3 separate regions of the Homo sapiens genome follow, and regions 1 and 2 are each linked to region 3. Evidence: chromatin loops called from intact Hi-C (ENCODE). Cell type or tissue: endothelial cell of umbilical vein. All regions are shown on one strand. Region 1 holds the start of LOC124901191 (U7 small nuclear RNA). Region 2 holds the start of LINC01843 (long intergenic non-protein coding RNA 1843). Region 3 holds the start of CDKN2AIPNL (CDKN2A interacting protein N-terminal like).

Region 1 (8,000 bases), 170 kb after region 3:
GTCTGCCAATGCCACTTCAGCCTCAGGGCTGAGCTGGGCCTGGAGAGGAAAGCTGCTGAGCCACCGTTGGAGCAAATGACTGAGGACCTCTGCTGCCCCTACTTCTGCCCCAGAGCTGAGCTGACCTGATTGTGCTTTGGCATCACCACCCACTCTGGCCCCAACATCTAGCCTTGCCAAGTTCAGGTGCTAGTCATGACCATGTAGAGCTCACCGTGTACCCAAAGACTGTGGCAGCTTCCTGGCTGCTGGAGCTTTCCAGGCCCCCTATCTTCTGTTTATTCACTCAGCCAGCATTAACTGAGCATGGACTGGATAGGGTTGCTGCCCTTGTGGAATGCACCATCTGGAGAGAGAGAGGAATGTGGTATCGCAGACGCTACAGTTGCTGCCAGTTTAGGGATAGAAGTATCAGGGATGTCTTCCCAGAAGCAGTGATGCTCCAACAACATCTCAGGCACTTGGCTGTGGCCACATATCGGCTGCAGAAGGAGAAGCCCATGCAAGGCACCCACAGTTGAGGAAGCAGAGGGTGGCAAGCCACGAGCAGTGCCCTCAGGCACAGGATTCCAGAAGCATGGGCAAGAGCCTGGAGGGTCCACATCCCCACATTGGTTCTGGGGACATTTGCAACTCCTTGTCTTGAGTGTCAACAACAGGCAGCTCTTTGTTCAGGGCAGGGCAGGGTATTTGGAGATGACTGGTTTGCCCTGTCCAAAGCTGCTGCTCACACTGTTGAGAGGCTTGACGCCTGGGGTGGGACATGGGCTGTGTGCATATCGGCGAGGCTGTCTGGCCTGGCGGCTGGACAAAGCCTCCTAGTGGAGATGATATTTGGCCTGTGAACTGAATCAGGTGAAGGATAGGAGAAGAAAACAGCATATTTGGAGACTTAGTGGCCAGAGCATGTCTTGGCAGAGAAACTGGAAGGAGGCTGGAATGGCTGCACCAGGCAGAAGGAAGACTCCTAAAGTGGGGATGACGGGTAACCTGGGTCACATGTGCGAGATCTTCTTGTAGCCTGGGGGAGGAGCTTACACTGTCCTGAGAGCAGTGGGGAGCCTCAGGAGCCTGCCTCCAGAGTATCTAGGCATTAGTTACATGCCATGTTACAGATGAGATTGCCCAGGCACAGTGGCTCATGCCTAAAATCCCAGCACTTTGGGAGACCACAGTGGGAAGATCACTTGAAGCCAGGAGTTCCAGACCAGCCTGTCTCTACAAAAAAAAAAAAATACAAAAATTAGCTGAGCATGGTGACACATGCCTGTATTCCTAGCTGCTTGGGGAGCAGAAGTAGGATTGCTTGAGCCCAGTAGTTTGAGGCTGCAAGCGAGCTATGATTACACCACTGTACTCCAGCCTGGGTAACAGAGCCAGGCTCTGTCTCTAAAAAATAAATAAATAAACAGATGTGGCCAGGCACAGTGGCTCGCACCTGTAATCCCAGCACTTTGGGAGGCCAAGGTGGAAGGATTACTGGAGCCCAAGAGTTCAAGACCAGTCTGGGCAAAATAGCAAGACCCTGTCTCTACAAAATTTGAAAATTAGCCGGGTGTGGTGGCATGCACCTGTGGTCCCAGCTACTCAGGAGGCTGAGGCTGGAGGATCGCTTGAGCCTGGGAGGTCAAGGCTGCAGTAAACTATGATTGTACTACTGCGCTCCATCATGGGCAACAGAGCAAGACTCTCTCTCAAAACAAACCAAAACAGATGAGACTGAGGCCTGGCCTGAACTGAAAGGATACAAGGGCCAGGGGTGCACCCTGAATCTCCCATCTAGTTTGCTGCCTGACTTTGAAAGCCAACCAAGAGACCATGGCAGGAGACTGGTTCAGGGTTGCTGACCCTGGGGTTAGGAATGGAACCCAAGCCTCTTGACCCCTCAGGTAGTGTTCCTTCCACCTACATGTCTAGCTCCTCAGCCTGGCATTCAAGGCCCTGCCCTGTCCAGACTCCCTTCCAGCCATTCTTCCCACCACCCACACTCTCTCCCAAGACTACAGGTTGTGCAGGTCAGACTGGAGTCCAGGTCCTGCGAGGGCCTCTCCTCGTGGCCCTGTGGCCACCCCAAGTCCCCCACAGGCCACAGTGGACAGTTGGTCCACCCCACCATGCCAGCCATCCCCTAACTCCAACCTTTTTGCTGTGGAGGGTGAGCACTGGCTGATGGAGGACTCCTGGGCTGCCACGCAGGGATCTTGGTGCTGACCGAGGCCACTCAGGGTAACCATCTCCCTCCTCCTCTCACTTTCCCTGACACAGAGCGGTCTGGGAGGAGAGCAAAGGGCAAGAAGAGTGACTCGAAGAGGAAGGGCTGCGAGGGCTCCAAGGGCAGCACTGAGAAGAAAGAGAAAGTGAAGGCGGGGCCTGACTCAGTCCTGGGGCAGCTGGGTGAGTGAGGGCCATGCTGGCCTGCAGACACGGCAGGCTTGACCATCACCACGCTTGCAGCTCTGTCTGCCCTGCGGAAGGCCAGCTGCACAGAGTAGGAGACTGAGGCTCAAGAGCGGTAACCAGGCCCTTGCTTGCCCAGGTGCACACACCTTCCACCCACAAAGGAGACAGATCTCAGAGCCCCGTGTGACATCCTGGGAAATGCCCCGTCTGTAGACCTGGATGGAGGCTGGGCCACGCCCACTCAGGAACTGTCCAGTCATTCCCCTGGCTGGGGGGTCCTGGGTGCTGGATTTTCCCAGAGGCCCCTGGGACAGCCCCATGCTGGGAGGGGAGGATCTGCCAGAAAGCCCCATCCTTGTCCTACTCTCCCAGAATCCTCTAAGTGGGCCCTTCCTGCAACAGCAGCAGACTCTCCTGGAGCTGCCCAGAGGAGTGGCTGCAGGCTCTGGCCCTGCCCACCACCTCCACTGTCCCAGGCCTCCTGTTAGGCAGAGCAGCCTAATGGGAGCAGTGTGACTCATGGACCTCACGTGCTTCCTCCAGAGATCTCAGGGAGCATCATGGAGTCCCCTTCCAGACCTTGCCTCTGGGATGGAAGCCCCAGGTCATCCTTTCTGTCCCTCTGTCTCAAGAAGGGGACAACCCAGGCGTGGTGGTGCATGCCTGTATTCCTAGCTGCTCAGGAGGCTGAGTTGGGAGGATCGCTTGAGCCCAGGAGGTTGAGGCTGCAGTGCACCATGATCATGCCACTGCACTCCAGCCTGGGTGACAGAGCAAGACCCTGTTCCTTCATTTCACACCCCTCCCGCAAAAAGAAGGGGATAACTTGGGTGTCTAACAGGAAACCCAGTCTCCCGTCTCGCCAGCTGCCCCCTCCCAAGACCTCGGTAAGGAAGGAAGGCTCTGCCGCCCTCACATCTGCTGGCGTCTCACTTGCCTCCCCTCTCCCTGACATCCAGGAGGGACTGGATACTGCTTGCTACCCCTATTCGTACCTGATCCCTTTATCCATGCTCTTTGCTGCAAGCGCTGGGAGGCAACGCTTATAAAGACTGAGCGCCCTCTGGCGGCCTGAGGGCATTTTCCTCCAGATTCCTCCTTCCCCAACCCCACCAGAATGGGGGTAGTGGGCAGGTCCAACTTCGTGGGTAGCAACCTGTGCAGTGCCACGGGGTCCTTGTTCTTGGTTAATGCTCTGCTGCTGCCACCTTGAATTTTCTTTCCCATGGCAGGCTTTCTGGTAAAATCCAAAAAACCTGCTAGACAAACTAAAAGAGCTATAACACTCCACCTTGAAATTCTTAATAATATTTGAACAAGGAGCCTATATTTTCATTTTACACTCTAGCCCACAAATTATGAAGCCCATCTTGAGGGCAGCACGTCCTTCTGGAGAGAAGCGTATAAGTAGTCCCTACTCTTTGGTGGTGTTGGCAGGAGGGATGGACAAAACAAGATAGCTCACCTGGGTCTGGCACAGGGGGACAGAGAGAAGACGATGCCTGGTGGTGTGCTGGGAGCGTCAGTGGGCTTCCTGAAAGGGTGGGACACACGTCTGCTGGCGTCTCACTTGCCTCCTCTCTCCCCTCAGCAGGCCTGTCCACCTCATTCCCCATCGATGGCACCTTCTTCAACAGCTGGCTGGCACAGTCGGTGCAGATCACAGCAGAGAACATGGCCATGAGCGAGTGGCCACTGAACAATGGGCACCGCGAGGACCCTGCTCCAGGGCTGCTGTCAGAGGAACTGCTGCAGGACGAGGAGACACTGCTCAGCTTCATGCGGGACCCCTCGCTGCGACCTGGTGACCCTGCTAGGAAGGCCCGAGGCCGCACCCGCCTGCCTGCCAAGAAGAAACCACCACCACCACCACCGCAGGACGGGCCTGGTTCACGGACGACTCCAGACAAAGCCCCCAAGAAGACCTGGGGCCAGGATGCAGGCAGTGGCAAGGGGGGTCAAGGGCCACCTACCAGGAAGCCACCACGTCGGACATCTTCTCACTTGCCGTCCAGCCCTGCAGCCGGGGACTGTCCCATCCTAGCCACCCCTGAAAGCCCCCCGCCACTGGCCCCTGAGACCCCGGACGAGGCAGCCTCAGTAGCTGCTGACTCAGATGTCCAAGTGCCTGGCCCTGCAGCAAGCCCTAAGCCTTTGGGCCGGCTCCGGCCACCCCGCGAGAGCAAGGTAACCCGGAGATTGCCGGGTGCCAGGCCTGATGCTGGGATGGGACCACCTTCAGCTGTGGCTGAGAGGCCCAAGGTCAGCCTGCATTTTGACACTGAGACTGATGGCTACTTCTCTGATGGGGAGATGAGCGACTCAGATGTAGAGGCCGAGGACGGTGGGGTGCAGCGGGGTCCCCGGGAGGCAGGGGCAGAGGAGGTGGTCCGCATGGGCGTACTGGCCTCCTAACTCACCCCCTTCCCTGTCCCAGGCCCTGCCCTGGTCCCCCCACAAGGCCTCAGCCCAGTCACAACTGCCATTTCCAGTCTCTGCTGAGTGTCCCAGACCCTCGAGGCTGCCACTCCGTCGTGGTTTTATTTTTAATATAGAGAGAGTTTTGAATTCTACACTGTTGTCTTTCCTCTGTGCTGGCCTAGGACATTAGGATTCCTTCCACGGCTCCGGCCGCTAGGACCCTGCCAGGTCCCGCGCACCATCCCTGCCCTGCCCACGTGGTATTGCTGGGCTCCTGGCTAGATGCAAGCAAGGTGGACAAGAGCTCAGGACTCCAGCCCACTGCCACTGGGTGACACAGACTGTCGTTTGGGCATTATTTCATGGCAGATGGGCCAGTCCAGGGCCTACCCCGCCTTGCCCCCAGATCCCACTGGGGTCCATTTGGGGGGTCCTGCTACACTCCACCGATCCCCAAGGAAGTATAATAAACGATACCCAGCCAGAGTCTACTCACTGTCACAAGCACAACGAGTTTATATGAGAAAGCACTGAGGGGGTGCAGAGGGCCCGCTAGTTCCAGGGGAACTGAAAGCTGTTCCTGATCAGCCCGTATCATCTGAGGCCTGCCTGCCCACCCTGCCACCCTCCCCTCCCTTGCTGCTCTGCCCCTGCCAGTGCCCAGCCCAGCGGCTCTGGGAAGGGGTTCCCAGAATCCCTCCTGAGCTGTGCCATTTACTCAGGGGACTCCCAAACAGCCAGCTGCCAGTGCAGGTGGAGGGCTGTAGGGGAGGGCCAGTGCCCAGACAGGGTCATGGGGCTCAGACCAGCCCACTGTAGAGAATCACTCTGAGGCTCCAACTTCCTTCCTTCCTTCGGGGCCAGTCTCGGCCGAAGTCTGGTCACGCTCAGACAGAGCTGACCAGACCAGACCGTTTGCCTTTTCAAGTTTCCTAGTCCTGCTACAAGATGAGCTTCTTCCGTGGTTTCCTTTTGGAAACTCCTCCTTCCAACAAGCAGTGGGATCCCGGGGCCCAGGGCGGGCCGGTGTTGGCCGCTGGGGCTGTTGTAAGTCTTGCTGGATGTTCCCCTGTTCCTGAGCCTTAACCCCTCGCACAGCCATCCCCCCCCCCGTCCTGCCATCCCCCCCCGCCGTCCTGCCTTCCCCACCCCACCCTTAGGTCCCAGGTAGTTGCTCTGAAGAGTTTCAGTAGAGTGGCCCCAGGGTGATAGCTCAGGGAACAACAAAAAAGGAATTCCGTGAAAACATTTTTTTTTCTTTGATGAATTACTCCTGGGTCACTTCCACCACTGGTAAAGCCAGAACTTCTCCAAAAAGAACCTTGCAAAAAGTCCAGTGAATCAGTCGAATCATTCTGTGGATGCCAAAGAATATTTTGACCATAATACAGCACAGCCTGGACCTGACAACTTGTCATTTGGACTTTTTTTTAAATGGAGTTCTTTAGCAACAAAGTATAGAAACATGTTCATTGCACACACCCAAGGAGAAGAGCTCAAGCGCTTGGAAGAGGATGCTTTGCTGCTGCTGAAGTGTACCTGGGTGTTAGATTTCAGATCCTGGGCTGAGCCCACTGTGAGCTTTCCTAAACTGTGAGACTCACAGAGGGGAAAGATACTGACGGTGAAACCAGCATGGAAAACGTCTTTACCATGTGGTTCCCTCCTCCCCAAATACATAAAGCAAATAAGCAGGATGGGGAACAGCTTGACCTTCATCCACCCCTAACTCCAAAACTATCAAGGTACGACAGTGGCATTGTCATCGACACTCAATTTCATGTGAATTTTAGCAAAACAGGAAACAAAGATAATGACTCAGTTCAGAGGATCGGACAAATGTGTCTAGTCCGGGTGGACTCGGAGGGAGTGGGGTGGGCTTCAAGGATTCTGGGCGTTGGGATGGCATGAGCTACCCTGTAGAGTTTAGTCTGCCTGCCCGCCTTGGTAGTAGTGACCAGTCAGTGTCAGCATCAGTGTCCCAACCCCAGTCTCTGTTTACTGCCTTTGAACAGAACTTCTTCCTTCCCCATGCTTTGGGTCACCTCGGGCTGCAACCCTGTCTGTGCCAGATTGCCCGGTCTGACCCTGCAGGAAGCAAAGAGGTGAGCTTAAAGAACAACCAAACTCTGCCAGGGGTCCCAGAAAGCCCAGGGTCCAGCAGTCTCAGCACTTGGCCCCTTGCCCCTTCACACCATCCTGGGGCAGGGGCTGGGCCTCCCTGGTGGCAGGGGTGGGTGGAGAATTAGGGAGAGGGTGCAACGAGTCTGGCCCCTTGCCTCGGGCTGGCTGGTGTTCTTCCAAGAGCCTCTGCTCACATTGTTGGCCTCTGGATTCTGGCCCTTCTTCATTGGCTGTTGCTTTGGACTGGACTGTTGCTGAGCCTGTGTCCTGCAGAACCCAGATGTCTGTTAGGCTGGCTGGCTGCTGCGAGGGGAGGGGGGTGGCCTTTCATTTGGGGTGCCCTTTCACTCCCAGGCCAAGCCCTGGAGCAATCTTCTTCAGGCAGCTGTCTCCACCTCCAGGATGTCCAGCAGGCTGCAAGGAGAAGGATGCCAGCCACCCATCCTCCCCCAGTTCCCAGCCTTTCCCCTGTTGGTCACAGCCGCTTCTGTCTTTTTCCGGTCTACTGTCCCCAGTGTAGAGGGCTTTGCTGTCCCTGAGACTGAGGCAGGTTCCTTTTCCAGGTCAGAGGTGGAGGTAGATCTTTCTCTCAACCACATCTGCCTCCACACACAGCTCCTCCGCAGGGAAGGAGAAGCTGCTCTGTAACTCATTCTGGCTATCGTCCCCCTTCTCACTGACCTGACCGCCCACCACCTCCTTCCCCCTCATCACATGACAAAGGATAATGTGCAAGAAAAGTATTTTTATGTATCATAAATGTATTTTGAAACAAATGAGAAGAAGAAAGGTAGAAGGGTTTATTTTATTAAATGAGCCTGACTTAGTGACAGTGTGTGAGCATTTGCAATGTAAGGGCCTCAGCTTCCTTGGAGAAGCCACCCCAGGTTTCCAGACATAGATGTTGAATTGTTTGTGGGGGGTGTGCCAGGCCACGTCTCGTGTGTCCGTATGCAGGCATGCCTGTGTATACTGTGTATGGGCACACTGGGACTAGCTGGGACAATTCCTAGAGATTCAACTGCCCAATTCTAACCAACATTGGCAGCGGCTGA
Region 2 (8,000 bases), 92 kb after region 3:
TCTCGAAAAACATATTTTCTTTCTTCAATAATAAATTAATTTTAGCTTACTGTAACCTTTTAAATTCTGTTTCAACTTTTTTTTTCTTCTTCAACTTAATTGTAAGTTCGGGCGTAGCAGGGCGTGCAGGTTTGCTACATAGGTAAATGTGTGCCATGGTGGTTTGCTGCACAGATCTTCCCATCACCTGGGTATTAAGCCCAGCATCCACTAGCTATTCTTCCTAATGCTCTCCCTCCCTCCACCATCCCCCGACAGGCCCCAGTGTGTGTTGTTCCCCGCTCCATATGTCCATGTGTTCTCATCATTCAGCTCCCACTTGTAAGTGAGAACATGCAGTGTTTGGTTTTCTGTTCCTGCGTTAGTTTGCTGAGGATAATGGCTTCCAATTCCATCCATGCCCCTGCAAAGGACATGATCTTGTTCCTTTTTATGGCTGCATAGTATTCCATGGTATATATGTACCACATTTTCTTTATCCAGTCTATCACTGATGGGCATTTAGAAAAATATGGAATGCTTCATGAATTTGCGTGTCAACCTTGCACAGCGTCCATGCTAATTTTCTCTGTATTGCTCCAATTTTAGTATATGTGCGGCTGAAGTAAGCACTTTAATTTTTTGACTTTTGTAAAAACACTTATCTTAAAACACACATTGTACAGCTGTGCAAAAATATTTTCCTTTCCCTTTTCTTTTTTTTTTTTGAGGCGGAGTCTCGCCCTGTCACCCAGGCTGGAGTGCAACAGTGAGATCTTGGCCCACTGCAACCTCCGCCTCCTGGGTTCAAGCGATTCTCCTGCCTCAGCCTCCTGAGTAGCTGGGATTACAGGCACGTGCCACCACGCCTGGCTAATTTTTGTATTTTTAGTAGAGACAAGGTTTCACCATGTTGGTCCAGCTGGTCTCGAGCTCCTGACCTCGTGATCCTCCCGCCTCGGCCTCCCGAAGTGCTGGGATTACAGGCGTGAGCCTCCGCGCCTGGACAATTAACTTTTTTAGTAAGTAGGAGTATACTCTAAAATAATGATAAAAAGTATGGTATAGCAAATACATAAACCAGTCACGTAGTCGCTTATTATCAAGTATTATGTACCGTACATGATTGTATGTGCTATACTTTTACACGACTGCAGTGTAGTAGGTTTGTTTAGACCAGCATGACTACAACTATGTGAGTAATGTGTGGCACTATGACATTACCACAGCTATGATGTCACTAGACAATATAAATTTTTCAATTCCATTATAATCTGGTCTGTTGTTGACTGCAACATCATTGTGCAGCACATGACTGTATATTATACTTCAACACAAAAGTTTACTTAAGAAAATAAATAGCGGCCAGGCTTGGTGGCTTACGTCTGTAATCACAGCACTTTGAGAGGCCAAGTGGGCGGATCACCTGAGGTCAGGAGTTTGAGACCAGCCTGGCCAACATGGTGTAACTCTGTCTCTACTAAAAATAGAAAAAAATTAGTCGGGCATCATGGCGGTTGCCTGTAATCCCAGCTATTCAGGAGCCTGAGGCGGGAGAATTGCTTGAACCTGGGAAGCGGAGGCTGCAGTGAGCCGAGATGACACCATTGCACTCCAGCCTGCGTGACAGAGCGAGACTCGGTCTAATAAATAAATAATTAAATAAGTAAATAGCTAAACCTGCTGACGCTACTGCATGAGAGAATTCCAGGGAGAGCTTGGAAACTGAGCATCTCTTTCGGTGGTATCTTCTGCTGATCCTTAGTTACTAGGTTTTCCAAAGTCCTAAAACCTGATGTCAGCAACCAGAGCTGTGGGGACAGAGGAAAAGAGGGAGGTGGCTTAGTAGGATGAGTGTCCCCAGGAGGGGCTGAGAGTGTCACTGGGCACACAGAAGCTCTGCAAAGGGATGGCTCTAGCCCTGCCTGAGCGGACCAAAGAGACCACTGTCTATGTTGAGCTGAGGTTGGCTCCCCACAAGCCTTCCGAGAACCTTGATCTGCTCAGATAAACCCCTTCCTTAGCCCTCTAGAATAAAAAGGAGAGAGCATCTTATTGTAGGCTGTAGGCAGGGGTGGGTGGAGGAGCTGAATTGGGCCCACTTTAGGCTGGGCATTGGATCCCAGTTTCACCAGTGTCTTTCTACATTGTTTGAGCTCTCCCAGATTGTCAGCTTCCTGCTGGCCAAGCTCAGCAACCCTCAGGGCATGGCTTGGCACTTGAGAAGTTTCCAGTGATGTTCACCTGAGTGGGGGTGGGAAGGCAGGAGTTAATGGCCCCACCTGCACCATGTCTCAGGGAGGAGAGCTCCTCACCCAAATGTCTGGATGAAAGGCAAAGAGGTATTCACTGGACCATTCAATGCCAGAGGGCCCTAAGAGTGCCTTGTACACAGTAGGTACTTCCACACCCTTGTTGAAAGTCTAGATGGAATGAAGTGTCCGGTCCTGGGTCTGCCTTAAAGCCAGGTAAGAACCTACTCTGTAGGGTGGAGAGGCCTCAAGGTTAGGCCCAGAGAAGGCAGGACCTGCCCTAGGCCACACAGAAGTCCCTGGTGGTGGCTGAGTTCTTGGAGAGGACAGTGGCAGCTTGAAAAACTAGTCCATGAAGTCAGAGAGAAGCACATACCTTCCTATTGCCCTGCCTTCTCCCCACGTACAGATGGCAAACTGAGTCTTAGAAGGCATAGGTGCCTAGTCCCTGCCTCACAGCTAATCTGCTGAATCTTGGATAAGTGCTGTGCTATCACGCCCACTCCTCTAATCTCCCTCTCCTTCCCCAGTCCTGAGTTTCTTCACAAAAGCATCACTGCCTACTCACACCCACCCACCCTTTGCATGCCTCTAGAATAGGGGTCAGCAAACTGTTTCTGTAAAGGGTCAGATGGTAGATCTTTTTGGCTTTGAAGTCCATAGGCCCATAGATTCTCTGCTGCAGCTCCTCAACTCTGCCTTATAATGTGAAAGCTGCCAGAGGAAACATGTAAATGAACAGGTGTGGCTGTATTCCTTTATTTATGGACGCTGAAATTTGAATTTCACATAATTTTTACATATCTGGCTGAGCGCGGTGGCTCACACCTGTAATCTCAACATTTTGGGAGGCCGAGGCAGGCGGATCACTTGAGGTCAGGAGTTTGAGACCAGCCTGGCCAACATGGTGAAATCCTGTCTCTACTAAAAATACAAAAATTAGCCAGGCATTTTGGTCCATGCCTGTAATCCCAGCTACTCGGGAGGCTGAGGCAGAAGAATCGCTTGAACCCGGGAGGCGGAGGCTGCAGTGAGCCGAGATTGTGCCACTGCATTCCAACCTGGGCAATAGAGTGAGACTCCGTCTCAAAAAAAAAAAAGTAAGAACTATTCTTAGCTCATGGGCTATACAAAAATGGGTAGTGGGCCAGAATTGGCCTTCAGGCCACAGTTGGCCAATTCTCTGTTGTAGAATGTGCCATCCTGGGGCTCAGATTCCCCATAATCACTGAGGCTGTAAGTCCTGTCCTACCATACGGGTGGTATGAATGGCGAACTGTTTGGTTTGCTCAGGAATGGGGGTTTCCTAGGCTTTAGATTTTTTGGTGCTAAAACCAGTACAGTCCCAGGCAAACCAGGACAGAACAGTTGGTCACCCTAGGTAGTAATCATTAACCCAGAGAGGGCCAGGCTTCAGGAGCCAGCTGGCCAGGGTTCAGGTGTGGCCCCCAGGGCCCCCTCCAGGCATTGCCTTGTCCTTGTGGTTTGTGGTAGGGCCTTGTCCCATTGGGGCTGGCCCTCTGCAAGGAGATGCCCCCTCCTCCATGCAGGAAAACCTCTGTGGTCTGGGAGCTCTCAAAAGGCAGGAAGTTGAATCATCAACTCCGGTAACGTCTCTGTCAGCCTGTGGGTCTGCCCAGGGAGCTCAGGGCTCCAGGCCCAGGGGGCTGGCTCTGCGCTTTGTTTGCTGCTTTCTCTGAACAGGAAAGCTTCAGAATGAGGCTTCTAGAGAAATGAGAGCTGTTGAGTCAGATGGGGAGGAGCGCTGGATGTTAGGTTGACCAAGACTCTCACCCTGCTCTGGCCTGGACTTGCTTTGTGGCCTTCAATGACTCTCTCGCGCTCTCTGTATTTTGGCTTTGGCTTCTACCACAGAAATGCTGATTCTTGAAATCCTCTTAAATTAGGAGTATGAATGATGACCAAAGTGGGAGCACCCCGGCTTCCGAAGACCCGTTTTATCTTTTCTACCAGGGATGCAGGCTGCTCAGACACACTTCCCTGCCTCCTGCCTGCCTGGGAGAAGGACCTGACCAGCCACCCCAGTTCTGGCCACAGGGGCTTTAGGAAGGTGACAAGTCTGGATTTAGGGAGATGGAGGAGAGGGGCAGAAAAGGAGGTCCAGGTTAAAGACAGTTATCCACAGATGACAATGATAACCATACCACCTGTTGTTTATTAAGCACTGACGACGTGCCAGCCTTTCAATGATCTCATCTGATCCTCACAATGACTCTTTCAGTTAAGGATTATCATCATTTTCATTTTATGGGGAAGGCAAATGGAGCCCAGAGAGGATAAGTACCTTGCCCAAGGTCACACAGCTACCATGAGGTGCAGTTGGCATTAACTCTAACTGTGTTAGACTGTGGCTTTGAGGGTTGAGGGCTCAGGAAGCCCACAGGTAGCAAGGGAGGGATGAGACTGGCAGAGAAGTCTAGAGTAGGGTCGGGGGAGAAATTGTTCTTTCTTCCTGGTGCTGCATAGGGACATCCAGAGAATACTAAGAAGTCTGGGGTTTGCTAGGCTTGGAGACCATGTTCCCAGACCAGGGATCATGAGGACACAGTCCCTAAGCCCAGCAAAGCCCAGACTACCTACAGTCTGAATGCTGAACCCCTCGAGACCATTTGGAAAATCTGTCGAGGGCTTGAGGAGGAAATTGGATACATAGCAGGATTTTGCTACAGAGCAGAAATGAGCATTTACTTTCCGAGCAAAGACAGCCCTTCTCCAAGGATGCCCCTGGGTGTCTCTGTATGTACCTCCCCAACCCAGCATGGGTGCCATGCTCAAGGTTCAGACAGAGGACCACAAGCCCCATGCTGCACCATGCATAATGTCCCTCTTCCCCTTTGACGGGGGGGACGATGGGAGCTTGGCAGAATTTAACCATCCTTAGCAGAGGACCACGCCTATGAAGGGCCAATAGGGCCAGTGATGGGCTGTGCTCCTGGGGTGGGGGCAACCCTCAACTTGCTGTCCTCAGTAACACAGCCGATAGATGTCTCTGAGAAAAGAGACCAACCCAGCTGTGCCAGGCAACTGACTGGACCCCTGACTTGGATTCAGGTCAGGTCTAAAGATGCCTTCTCCCCTATTAGCATCAGGTTCAAAGCCAGGCTTAGCCAAACCCTAAACATTCCTTACACTTTCTGGGGAACCACGAAATTCTTCATGAAGCCCTTAATTTAAAAAGCATCTTGTAGGCTGGGCACGGTGGCTCACGCCTGAAATCCCAGCAGCACTTTGGGAAGCCGAGGCGGGCGGATCACGAGGTCAGGAGTGAGACAAGCCTGGCCAACAGAGTGAAACCCCTTTTCTACTAAAAATACAAAAAACTAGCCGGGTGTGGTGGCATGTGCTTGTAATCCCAGCTACTTTGGGGGCTGAGGCAGGAGAATCGCTTGAACTTGGGAGGCAGAGGTTGCAGTGAGCCGAGATCGTGCCACTGCATTCCAGCCTGGGTGACAGTGCGAGACATAGTCTTAAAAAAAGAAAAAAAGAAAAAGAAAAGAAAAGAAAAGCATCTTGTGCTGGGCACGGTGGCTCACGCCTGTAATCCCAGCACTTTGGGAGGCTGAGGCAGGTGGATCACTTGAGGTCAGGAGTTCGAAACCACCCTGGCCAACACAGTGAAACCTCGTCTCTACTAAAAAAAAAAAAAATTAGCCAGGTGTGGTGGCAGGCACCTGTAATCCCAGCTACTTGGGAGGCTGAGGCAGGAGAATCACCTGAACCCAGGAGGCGGAGGTTGCAGTGAGCCGAGATCGCACCATGGCACTCCAGCCTGGGAAACAGAGGGAAACTCCATTTAAAAAAAAAAAAAAAGCATCTTGTTCTGTCTGCTATGTGGGCTCTAACTGGAATTGGTAGGGCTATGGGCTCCAGGAGGCTTCATTAGCCAGAGGACCTACTAGGACTGGGCCTGCACTGATATCTTGAGGTAGAGGTGGGGGCCTGGAAGCTGGGTGCAGGGCTGAGGCCCCTCACTGGGTCTGCACTGAACAGCTAGGCCCAGGAGCCAAATCATGGTTGCAGACATTTGGCTTCCATTATCTGACTATTTGGGACAGCCTCAAGCTAGACTTGATTACTGCAAACCTGAAATAGTTCCTTATTAGACAGGGCTAGCTCACCCTCCTAAATGAGTCTTGTTGGGACTCTCGGGGTCTTGCACTGAGCACACTTCCTCATCCTATCCTCCAGCCCCTCTGGCAGGAAAGTAGGAGCACCCCCAGGGCTTCTGCCCCGGGCCTCTGCACAGACTCCAGGGGCACCTGTGGGGCTGAGGGCAAGTGGCAGCACAGTGCCTCCGGCCAGGACTGGCCCAGCCCTCTTCCCTGTGCCCAGCTCCTCCCCATGGAAGAAAGGGGAGAACAGGACTGGCTACTTGAGGACACCAGGGACTGGGCCTGCCTGAGAGTGACAGTTCTGGGACTCTCCCTGCTCCCGGTGAATGCCAGCCAGGGTGTGGGGCCCAGGAGGCTCCAGTGCTTTCCCAGTCCAAAGGTCACTAACTGCCCAGCCGCTGGGAGTGTGTGCAGGGGGCGGTTCTCCAGCCAGGGAGGTGCAGGAATAAAGGGGGTGTGGGGAGACAGGAAGAGGCTGAGCTTGTGGGGCCTGAGAGCCTCTCCCCTGGGCAGGGTGGGGTCATTGGGCTGCCTTAGATTCCCCCCCCCACCTCTCAGCCTGCTGCCTCTGGACAAAGCTCTGCAGAGGAGCCCCATCTCCTTCAGCCCCCTCCTGCCTTTGGGGTGCAAGTTTCCTGAAGGACTTGAGTGAGATGTCACCAAGCAACAGGCTGTCAGGCTCTTGGCAGCAAGTACTGGCCCAGCGACTCGCGGCAGAGTCTCTCCTTGGGGCGTCTGTCCTTATCAGGGGTGGATGCTGTCAGACTTGCTAATGGTGGAATTTCTGGCATGTGGCAGGTGGGTAAAAGAGACCCCTGGGCTAGGGAGCCATTTGCAAGTCCCTCAGATGGCCTCAGGTGTGGGTCATGCTCCACTGCAGCCATGGTTACTGGGAAGCCAAGTGGACTCCATGGGGCTCCAAGCAGTGGGAGGGAGCTCCTGGGAGACACAGTGTGGCCCAGATGCCCTGGTCATGGGGACATCCAAGCACAGGTGAGAAACTTGGGCAGGGAGGGTGCAGAGGAAATTTGGAAATGGCTGAGAGGCTGGACTCAAGGTCTCTTGGGCTTGAACTGAGCTCAAGCAATCCACCCACTTCAGCTTCCCAAGGTGCTGGGATTACAGTCGTGAGCCATGGCATCCGGCTGGACTCAAGGTCTCTTGTTCCCTGATCCTGGGCTTGGCATGGAGAAGGGAGGAAGCTGAAGGGGGCAGGTAAAAAGATGCCTACCTGGGCACTGTAGACTAAATGAACCCTCAGACTGTGAAAGTCTCAGAAATCAGAGAAAGAGGCCTGGTGTGGTGGCTTGCACCTGTAATCTTAACACTTTGGGAGGCTGAGGCGGGAGGATTGCTTGCGCCCAGGAGGTTGAGGCTGGAATGAGCCATGATCACTCCAGTGCACTCCAGCCTGAGTAACAGAAAGAGACCCTGTCTCAAAAAAGAAAAAAGAAAAAAAAAACAGAGGAAGGGACTGGCACTTCCAAGTCAGAGAGAGCTCCCTGAAGAGGTGGGCCTGGTAATTGAGAAAGAAAGCAGTTGAGACAGACACGGGGGCTATGGGAGCAAGAGTCTGGAGGTGCGAGCATGCCGGGCAGGTGTAAGGACTGGTGAGTCACCAGGGGAAATGTGTAAA
Region 3 (8,000 bases):
CTAGCACTTTGGGAAGCTGGGCAGATCACTTGAGGCCAGGAGTTCAAGACCAGCCTGGACAACATGGCAAAACCCTTTCTCTACTAAAAATACAAAAATTAGCTGGGTATGGTGGCACCCGGCTGTAATCCCAGCTACTGGGGAGGCTGTGGCGCTAGAATCACTTGAGCCTGGGAGGCAGAGGTTGCAGTGAGCTGAGATCGTGCCACTGCACTCCAGCCTGGGTGACAAAGTGAGCCTCTATCTAAAAAATAAATTAAAAATAAAGGCTCACCTCATTCCCTGCCTACCTCTGCCCCTGCCCCTGCCCCATAAGGTATACTCCAGTAGCCAGAAACTATCTAGCTCCTCCCTGGCTGGGCCCCAAGAACCTTACTATAGAACACCCAAGGACTGCCCAGTATTTTTTTAAGTATTACATGAGAAGATCCAAAAAGCCACACACTCCCAATTCACACTGCTCCCTGGCTAAAAACAGTAGCCCCTTTTTAACAGCTGATTTTAGTCCTGGTGCGGTGGCTCACACCTGTAATCCCAGCACTTTGGGAGGCCGAGGCGGGCGGATCACGAGGTCAGGAGATCGAGACCATCCTGGCTAACACGGTGAAACCCCGTCTCTACTAAAAATACAAAAAAAAAAAAAAAAAAAAAATTGGCTGGGCGTGGTGGCAGGCGCCTGTAGTCCCAGCTACTCAGGAGGCTGAGGCAGGAGAATGGTGTGAACCTGGGAGGCAGAGCTTGCAGTGAGCCCAGATCGCACCACCTCACTCCAGCCTGGGCGACACAGGGAGACTCCCTCTCAAAAACAAACAAACAAACAAACAAAAACAAAAAAACAGCTGATTTTACTTACTGATTTTTTGTCAGGAGTACTGTGTTGAGGTAACAGCTGATTTTAAAACATAATAGCATCTCGAAAACCAACCTGAAGCTTTTCCCCAGGTTCAGATTAAAACTAAAAGAATACTTTTTTAAGAAAAACAAACCATCCTGAAAATCAAGTGGGGTGTACTATTTGGGACTGAAATACTTTATGAGCAACTGAGAATCTGATTAGTTCCTTGACACCCATATGGAAGAGGACCTCTATATGTGCCCCACCTCCCAAGACAAGACCTAAATGTGGAGGAATGGGCTTACCTATGTTTCTAAGGGCAGACCTAAAAAGGGGCCAGCAGCTTTTTACTCTACTGCTTCAGTCGATTTTATAAGTATTTTCTGAGTACCTTCTCTGGGGTATAAGTATACTAGGTTTGGGAGTTGTAAAGACTAAATAGAACTTTAGACACCATCTGTAAGGTCACAACTGCTTTAAAAGAGCCCTGGATAAAGTGCCAAAGGAACTTCAGAAGATAAGCGAGCAATTAATTCTGCTGCCTGAGCAGACAAATGTGAAACAAGCATGTTTTGGAGGTGATTCTGAAAAGTATTAATAGCTGGGATGCCCAGCTCCATATTCTGAGGTTCTTTCTGCCACATTCTGTAGCCCCAGCTCCAGTGTCCAGATTCAAGACTCTAGGCAAGACTCACTGTAAAAAGCCCATCGCCTGAGATCAGACCCCAAAGGGTAGAGAACAGCTATGCCATCGACATTGCTCCAGGCACGTTCTTATCAGCAAATCACAGAAGCCAAACAAGTCAGGTCGGCACTCACACCGGCACTCACACCTGGGGTAAGGATGAGTCTTACCAATGAGATTTTTTAACAAGTAGGAAACTTAAGTATTCTAGCCAACATCTTTTTAAACATCAAGCAAAAATCTCAAAACAATGTTCCTAAACAACCGGAAGAGGTTAAGCTTATGTGTTACCTCATCAACAATGCATAATTTACCACAGTGAGTTGTCAACTATTTATGAAAAGGCTTATACCAATTATGGGGAAATAAAAATGAAAGGGTATAGGTCTTTGGGGCAGTAAAGAGCATTCAAAAACAATATACTCTAATATAGTGTCATCAAGGCAGGGACTGTTAACTCTACACCATTTCATCACATGCACTTGGAAATCCTATTTACCTTTTTCATTAATTCACTTCTGGTAGTAAATTGTGGCAGGTCTTCCACTTCAATCCCATCGGCCATTTCCATCACCTTGTCTAAAAGGTCTTTATTGTAACTGCACAATAAAAAGTAGTAAGGTAAAAACCTTGGAACAATTGTCACTGTGGATTAATAAGAAACTGCAGGTTGCTCAACTATAAAATCAGCTCTCAGAGAACTGACCTGATACTGCAGGGCAAACCTATACATGTTCCCCACAAGGTTTTGAGATGGAGTCTTGCTCTGTCCCCCAGGTTGGAGTGCAGTGGTGTGATCTCGGCTCACTGCAACCTCCACCTCCCAGGTTCAAGCAATTCTCCTGCCTCAGCCTCCCGAGTAGCTGGGATTACAGGCGTGTGCCACCACGCCTGGCTAATTTTTTATTTTTAGTAGAGACAGGGTTTCACCATGTTGGCCAGGCTGGTCTCCAACTCCTGACCTCAAGTGATCCTCCTCCCAAAGTGCTAGGATTACTGGCGTGAGACACCGTGCCTGGCCCTGTGAACACTTCTTGCTTGTAGATACAGAAGTGGACTTCAGAAATACCAGTACAGCAGATGTTTCAAGATTTAGAAGAACAGAGGCACTGTACATCCAGCAACAGATATTCTCAGATACAGGATGAGGACCAAAATATTTTTATTTTTTAAATACATGGAATGTTAGTCTAACAAAAACATTATTTATTTCCCCAATTCTCTGACATTTGCCTAACCATGGAAAACCAGGATTTCCCAGGAGCACCTAGAAGGCAGGGAAAAGGGACGGGTGCCTCTGGCATTGCTTCCCTACGTACTGTTCTAATAAACCCCAATATGTGAAGCAAAACCAAGTGGCTTAGGCCTGCAGGGGCCAAATGACCAGAGTCAGGCAGCCATAATAGGTATAGAAACCAAGATCAAACCAAGTCACCCTATTTTCCTAACACAATTTCAGGAAAATCGAAGCTCTCTAATAGGGAGTCTCAAGATTTGCCACCTTCCTCATGGAGGGGTGAAAGGAATGCCTTATCAGGCACTTCAAAAGCGGGCCTTTGTCCTTTTGGTGCTGCAGCCAGGATGAAGTGGGCTTTGAGACCTTCACAAAAAGGCATCGGCCATTTTCATAAGAGGGAAAGCAGAGAGGTGAAGCTGGTTCCTACTTAGGACCCCGTGGGCTGTGGAGTGAGGAGAAAAAGCCATAGGATACAGATTACATCCTCTCATTAGTGATTAAAATCCATCAATCCTGCCAGAAGCTGCATGGCCCCAGGTATATCACTTCTCTCCCTAAGCTTTTTCATCTGTAAAATGGGGATCTCCGTTTCTCTCTCTGCACGTTTGCCATGTAGGTGACAGGGGCTAACGGACTTCGAATGCATACTGCAAAGGTGATGGTTTGAGCTAATAATAATAGTAATACAAATAACAATAGCAACCTTTGAACCCGCCATGTATTTAGCTCTTCACCCTTTAATTATTACAGCCATCATAACCACCCTTTTACCAGAAGAGAAAACTGAGGCTCAAAGATAAGGATCTTTCCAAGGGGCCTCCAGGGTGGGAATCAGTCTTCGGGCCGACCAATGCGGATGGAGGTTGGGCCCGGGTTCAGTCTGGGGCAGAGGTTCGGGTCAGGGGTGAGCCCTGGGAGAGGCCTTGAGGGTCGGAAGATAGGGGACAGGATCAGCCGGCCGGCAGGGGTCCGCACCTGCAGCCTAGGAAGAGATGGTTGGCCCAGACCATGGAGAGGGAGAGCAGCTGGTCCAGGCGGCCACTGCCGTCGGGCGGGTCGCGGTAGTCGGGCAGGTGGCGCAGGATGAATTCCATGCGGGCCTTCCATTGCTTCTCGCTCTCTGAGTAGGAGCGGAACTGCTCCGCGAAGTCGGCCGCCTGCCGCACCCCCGAAACCAGCTCCTCCACTGCGGCAGCCGCCTCGCCACCGACCATGGTGCCCGCCGCAGCCGAGGACCGGATAGCCCGCCGCCTTCCCGACGCGCACTGCGCCACCGCCTGCCGGCCAGAGGGGCCCCATCAGCGCACGACTGCTCCAGAAGACCAACCTGGAGCGCCCTCGCCCGGAGCGGCGGCCTGCGGGGGCACAGAGCGGCTCCTGGCTCCTCAGACCGCCGCAGCCCGTGGCTCCTGCCCTGGGTCTACCCAGGGCTACAAGGGTCTTTTGCGGTCGACCCTGCGGGGAACCGGTGGGAAAACTGAGGTCCCTAAACACAGATTCGGAGCGCCCTCTTCCAGTTGGCAGCTGGATGCCAGCCAGAGCTATGCTGTGCCCTTGCCCTGAGAGTTTCCCGGGCACCGCCTCATCCTGAGCGACATCAGGGGGCCCGGGTCACGGTCGACTTCCAGGGGTCTCCACAGCCACGAAGGTTGGGGCCCGCCTTCCTGGAGCGAGTAATCCATCCATCCCGTGAATACTTGCCAGGCACATTGCTAGGTGCTGGAGAGGCAATGAGAGCACATTCGGAGCCCTGCTCGCCTGAACTTTACCATGGAGTGGAGGAGTGGACATTAGTGACATAATTGCTCAAGTAAATGGAGAATTTCAGCGTTGACAAGTATTAGTAAAGAGAAGTTCAGCGTGCTACAACCATGAATAAGCAAGGGACCCAATCTAGTCTTGGGGTCAGGGAAGTGATCCTGGAGAAGTGAAGAATGAGCAGTTTTCTGAGTAAAGGGGAGTCGGTCAAAGCAAGAGAGAGCATGGCCTGGTAAGAGAATTGCAAGATAGGGGGTAGGAGGGGTTGGGGGGCGGGGCAGGGCAGGTAGAGAATGGAGAAGATGAAGTTGCAGAGGTCAGCAAGGCCAGTAGGCCAGGCAGGGATCCTGGCTAGATCCCAAGAATGGGGAGCCGCTGAAGGATTTTAACCAGAACAGTGACACCTGTGTTTACAAAAGATGCTGGAAGGAGCCAGAAACAATGTGTCCAGAGGAAATGAGCAAGTTTGGACTTGGTTTTAAATAGAGACAGGGTTTCGCCATGTTGCCCAGGCTGGTCTCGAACTCCTGAGCTCAAGTGATCCGTCTCCCTCAGCCTCCCAAAATGCTGGGATTACAGGTATGAGCCATCGTAACTGGCTGGACCTGAAAGTTTTTATTTAGCTGGCATGACTCTGCTGTCTGTTCGAGTCTCAGGTAGCAGACACACTGAGAGAAAAAAGAGCTTCCTTTTAAGTGGTGAATTTTCCATCCCTGGAAGCATTCAACTACAGTAACTGGGTGTTGGGGCTCAGAAACCAACACCCCAAAATGTATTTTGACATGCTGAACTGATGAAGAAGCCTCAAGGTCTCTGTGACCTCCGCCACCAACACACACTCCTGTCTGTCAATTCTTTGTTCCTCCCAAAGCACAAGATGAAGTTGTTCCCTTATCTGCCTAAATTTAGTCCAGAACGCCAAAGGAAACAATTATCTCTGGTTCCCTCCCTGAGTTTTCATTAAGTGAATTTGTTTTGCAGGAGGAAAGACTGAAGTATGGTCAACACACTAGGACAGACTTTTGTCACAAACCCTTGTCTCCTCTGCAGGCCCAACAGACTTTGTCCCAGGCCATTGCATGTTCTTCAAGCCCATTGAATTACCCTAAAAATCATTTACTACCCATCTAAAATATTCACACTCTGGATGATGGGGTAATCACTCTGTGATTAACTATGCACATTAATAAACTTGTATGTCTTTTCTCTTTTTTTTTTTTTTTTGAGAGCAAATTTCACTCTTTTTGCCCAGGCTGGAGTGCAATGGTGTGATCTCTGCTCACCGCAACTTCTGCCTCCCAGGTTCAAGTGATTCTCCTGCCTCAGCCTCCTGAGTAGCTGGGATTACAGGCACCTGACATCACGCCCGGCTAATTTTGTATCTTTAGTAGAAACGGGGTTTCACCATGTTGACCAGGCTGGTCTCGAACCCCTGATCTCAGGTGGTCCAAGCTCCTCGGCCTCCCAAAATGATGGGATTATAGGCGTGAGCCACAGTGCCTGGCTGCCTTTTCTCCTCTTAATCTGCCTTTTGTCAATTGATTTTCACTAACCTTCAGAGAGCAAAGGAAAGTTTTCCCTTCACACAAAGAGTCACTTGAGCCTTCACCAGCTTTGAGAGATTATTGACCTAATAGGCTTCCCCATTGCCCCCAGTCAAATGTGAGGTTGGGGTACAGAGGTGAGCCTAGAATCCACGATCTAGGGCTCCAGTGCAGGTCCTGTATTGTGAGTGTGGCCTGTGGGGAGAGCTGATTACATCCTGTCTGCTGCTTCTGCAGCTTCTTTTGGGGCATCAGGGTCCCCAGAAATCAGAGACTCAACAAAGCATGGAAATACAGGGCAGTCCGCATAGAATGAACCTGAAGACCCAGCACCAAGCTCAGTGATATGGCATAATGGTTAACAACAGGGAGGCATGATATTCATGCAAATGTGGGCAAGCAAAGTGTCAACAGGCCTGTGAGACCAAAGACAGAGTTAGCTACTCCCAGCAATCAGGAATTGGTGCACAGACCTAAAAGTCCCAAAAGTGAGTGCAGATCCCACGTCCTGAGAGGCTCGTTAAAATGACAGACTCCCCCAGGCTCACCATTGGATGTTCAGATTCAAGGCCCCAGGTAATTCTGCTTCCACCTGCCGCTGACCAAACTTAGAAAAACTCAAAGTTAGACTGGGAGTGGTGGCTCATGCCTGCAATCCCAGCACTTTGGGAGGCCGAGGCGGGCAGATCACGAGGTCAGGAGATCGAGACCATCCTGGCTAACACGGTGAAACCCCGTCTCTACTAAAAATACAAAAAATAACCAGGCGTGGTGGTGGGCACCTGTAATCCCAGCTGCTTGGGAGGCTGAGGCAGGAGAATGGCGTGAACCCAGGAGGCAGAGGTTGCAGTGAGCTGAGATCGCACCAATGCACTCCAGCCTGGGTGACAGAGTGAGACTCCGTCTCAAAAAAAGAAAAACTCAAAGTTGTTGAGGGTTCTCTGAGCTAAAGTCTTGGTCACCTGATTGTATAGTACAGAGGTTAGCTCAGAAAGTCTTGGTCACCTGATTGTATAGTACAGAGGTTAGCTCAGAAATAGGAACCCAGGCTCTGCAAATAGCAGCTGCAGTTACACAGCCAATCCTGCCTATGGGGTGTGAAAAAGCTAAAGGTCATGCAGCAACTACCTTATTTAGCATATCTGTGACAATTATGGAGCATATGCATATACATAACATACGGACGAACATATTCAGACATGCATACAATTGTAAACCCAAAAGTGCACAAATAGGTATTCTTTTTTTTTTTTTTAATACAGAATCTTGCTCTGCCATACAGGCTGGAGTGCAGTGCCACATCATGGCTGACTGCAGCCTTGACCTCCCAGGTTCAAGAAATCCTCCCACCTCAGCCTCCATGAGTAGCTGGGACTACAGGTGTGTGCCACAATGCCTGGCTAATTTTTAAGTTTTTCATAGAGTTGGGATCTTGCTATGTTATCCAGGCTGGTCTCAAACTCCCGGGCTCAAGTGATCCTCTTGCCTCAGCCTCCCAAGGTGCTAGGATTACAGGCATGAGCCACTACACCTGGCCAGGTATTCTTTCTTTAAAAAAAAATTGTGATGTTGTTAACATTATGCTTTCAAAATGCTAAGCAGTATAAAATATTGGCCAGGCACAGTGGCTCACAGGCCTGTAATCCCAGCACTTTGGGAGGCTGAGGCAGGCGGATCACCTGAGGTCAGGAGTTCGAGACCAGCTTGGCCAACATAGCGAAACCCTGTCTCTACTAAAAATACAAAATTAGCCAGGTGTGGTAGCACGTACCTGTAATCCCAGCTACTCAGGAGGCTGAGGCAGAAGAATCGCTTGAACCTGAGAGGCAGAGGTTCCAGTGAGCTGAGATCGCACGATTGCACTGTAGCCTGGGCAACAGAGCAAGACTGTCTCAAAAAAAAAAATTGTTAATGGCCACACACAGTGAGACCCTCATCTCT

Evidence for each region. Hi-C counts contacts between places; a loop is a spot of excess contacts. Peaks named below come from ENCODE experiments on the same cell type or tissue, not always from the same donor. Only the 100,000 strongest peaks of a DNase experiment are listed, where the experiment ranks them.
Region 1: it touches region 3 in a loop (5-fold over the local background); 77 of 110 quality-filtered maps call a loop at or near these places.
Region 2: it touches region 3 in a loop (4-fold over the local background); 21 of 110 quality-filtered maps call a loop at or near these places.

What each region holds. Positions count from the first base shown.
Region 1 is chr5:134,574,503-134,582,502 of GRCh38, forward strand. It overlaps JADE2 (jade family PHD finger 2), which reads left to right. Exons shown (of 12, transcript NM_001388185.1): 11 at 2,266-2,394; 12 at 3,992-8,000. The coding sequence ends at 4,815. LOC124901191 (U7 small nuclear RNA) reads right to left here and starts at 3,688; the gene lies at 3,629-3,688. RefSeq lists enhancers at 6,573-7,105, 7,106-7,637. In endothelial cell of umbilical vein, a CTCF peak has its summit at 3,477 (motif pointing left); DNase peaks (open chromatin) are centred at 2,919, 3,429 and 5,719; H3K27ac peaks cover 2,223 bases.
Region 2 is chr5:134,499,673-134,507,672 of GRCh38, forward strand. LINC01843 (long intergenic non-protein coding RNA 1843) reads left to right here and starts at 6,880. Exons shown (of 2, transcript NR_105045.1): 1 at 6,880-7,162. It also overlaps the pseudogene RNU6-456P. RefSeq lists enhancers at 3,796-4,135, 6,494-7,148. In endothelial cell of umbilical vein, no CTCF peak of the experiment used is centred here; a DNase peak (open chromatin) is centred at 3,909; H3K27ac peaks cover 1,800 bases.
Region 3 is chr5:134,407,884-134,415,883 of GRCh38, forward strand. It overlaps CDKN2AIPNL (CDKN2A interacting protein N-terminal like), which reads right to left and starts at 3,998. Exons shown (of 3, transcript NM_080656.3): 1 at 3,733-3,998; 2 at 2,020-2,119. The coding sequence starts at 3,971. RefSeq lists enhancers at 3,390-4,128, 3,652-4,141, 4,129-4,866. In endothelial cell of umbilical vein, a CTCF peak has its summit at 4,122; a DNase peak (open chromatin) is centred at 4,098; H3K4me3 peaks cover 1,429 bases; H3K27ac peaks cover 1,070 bases.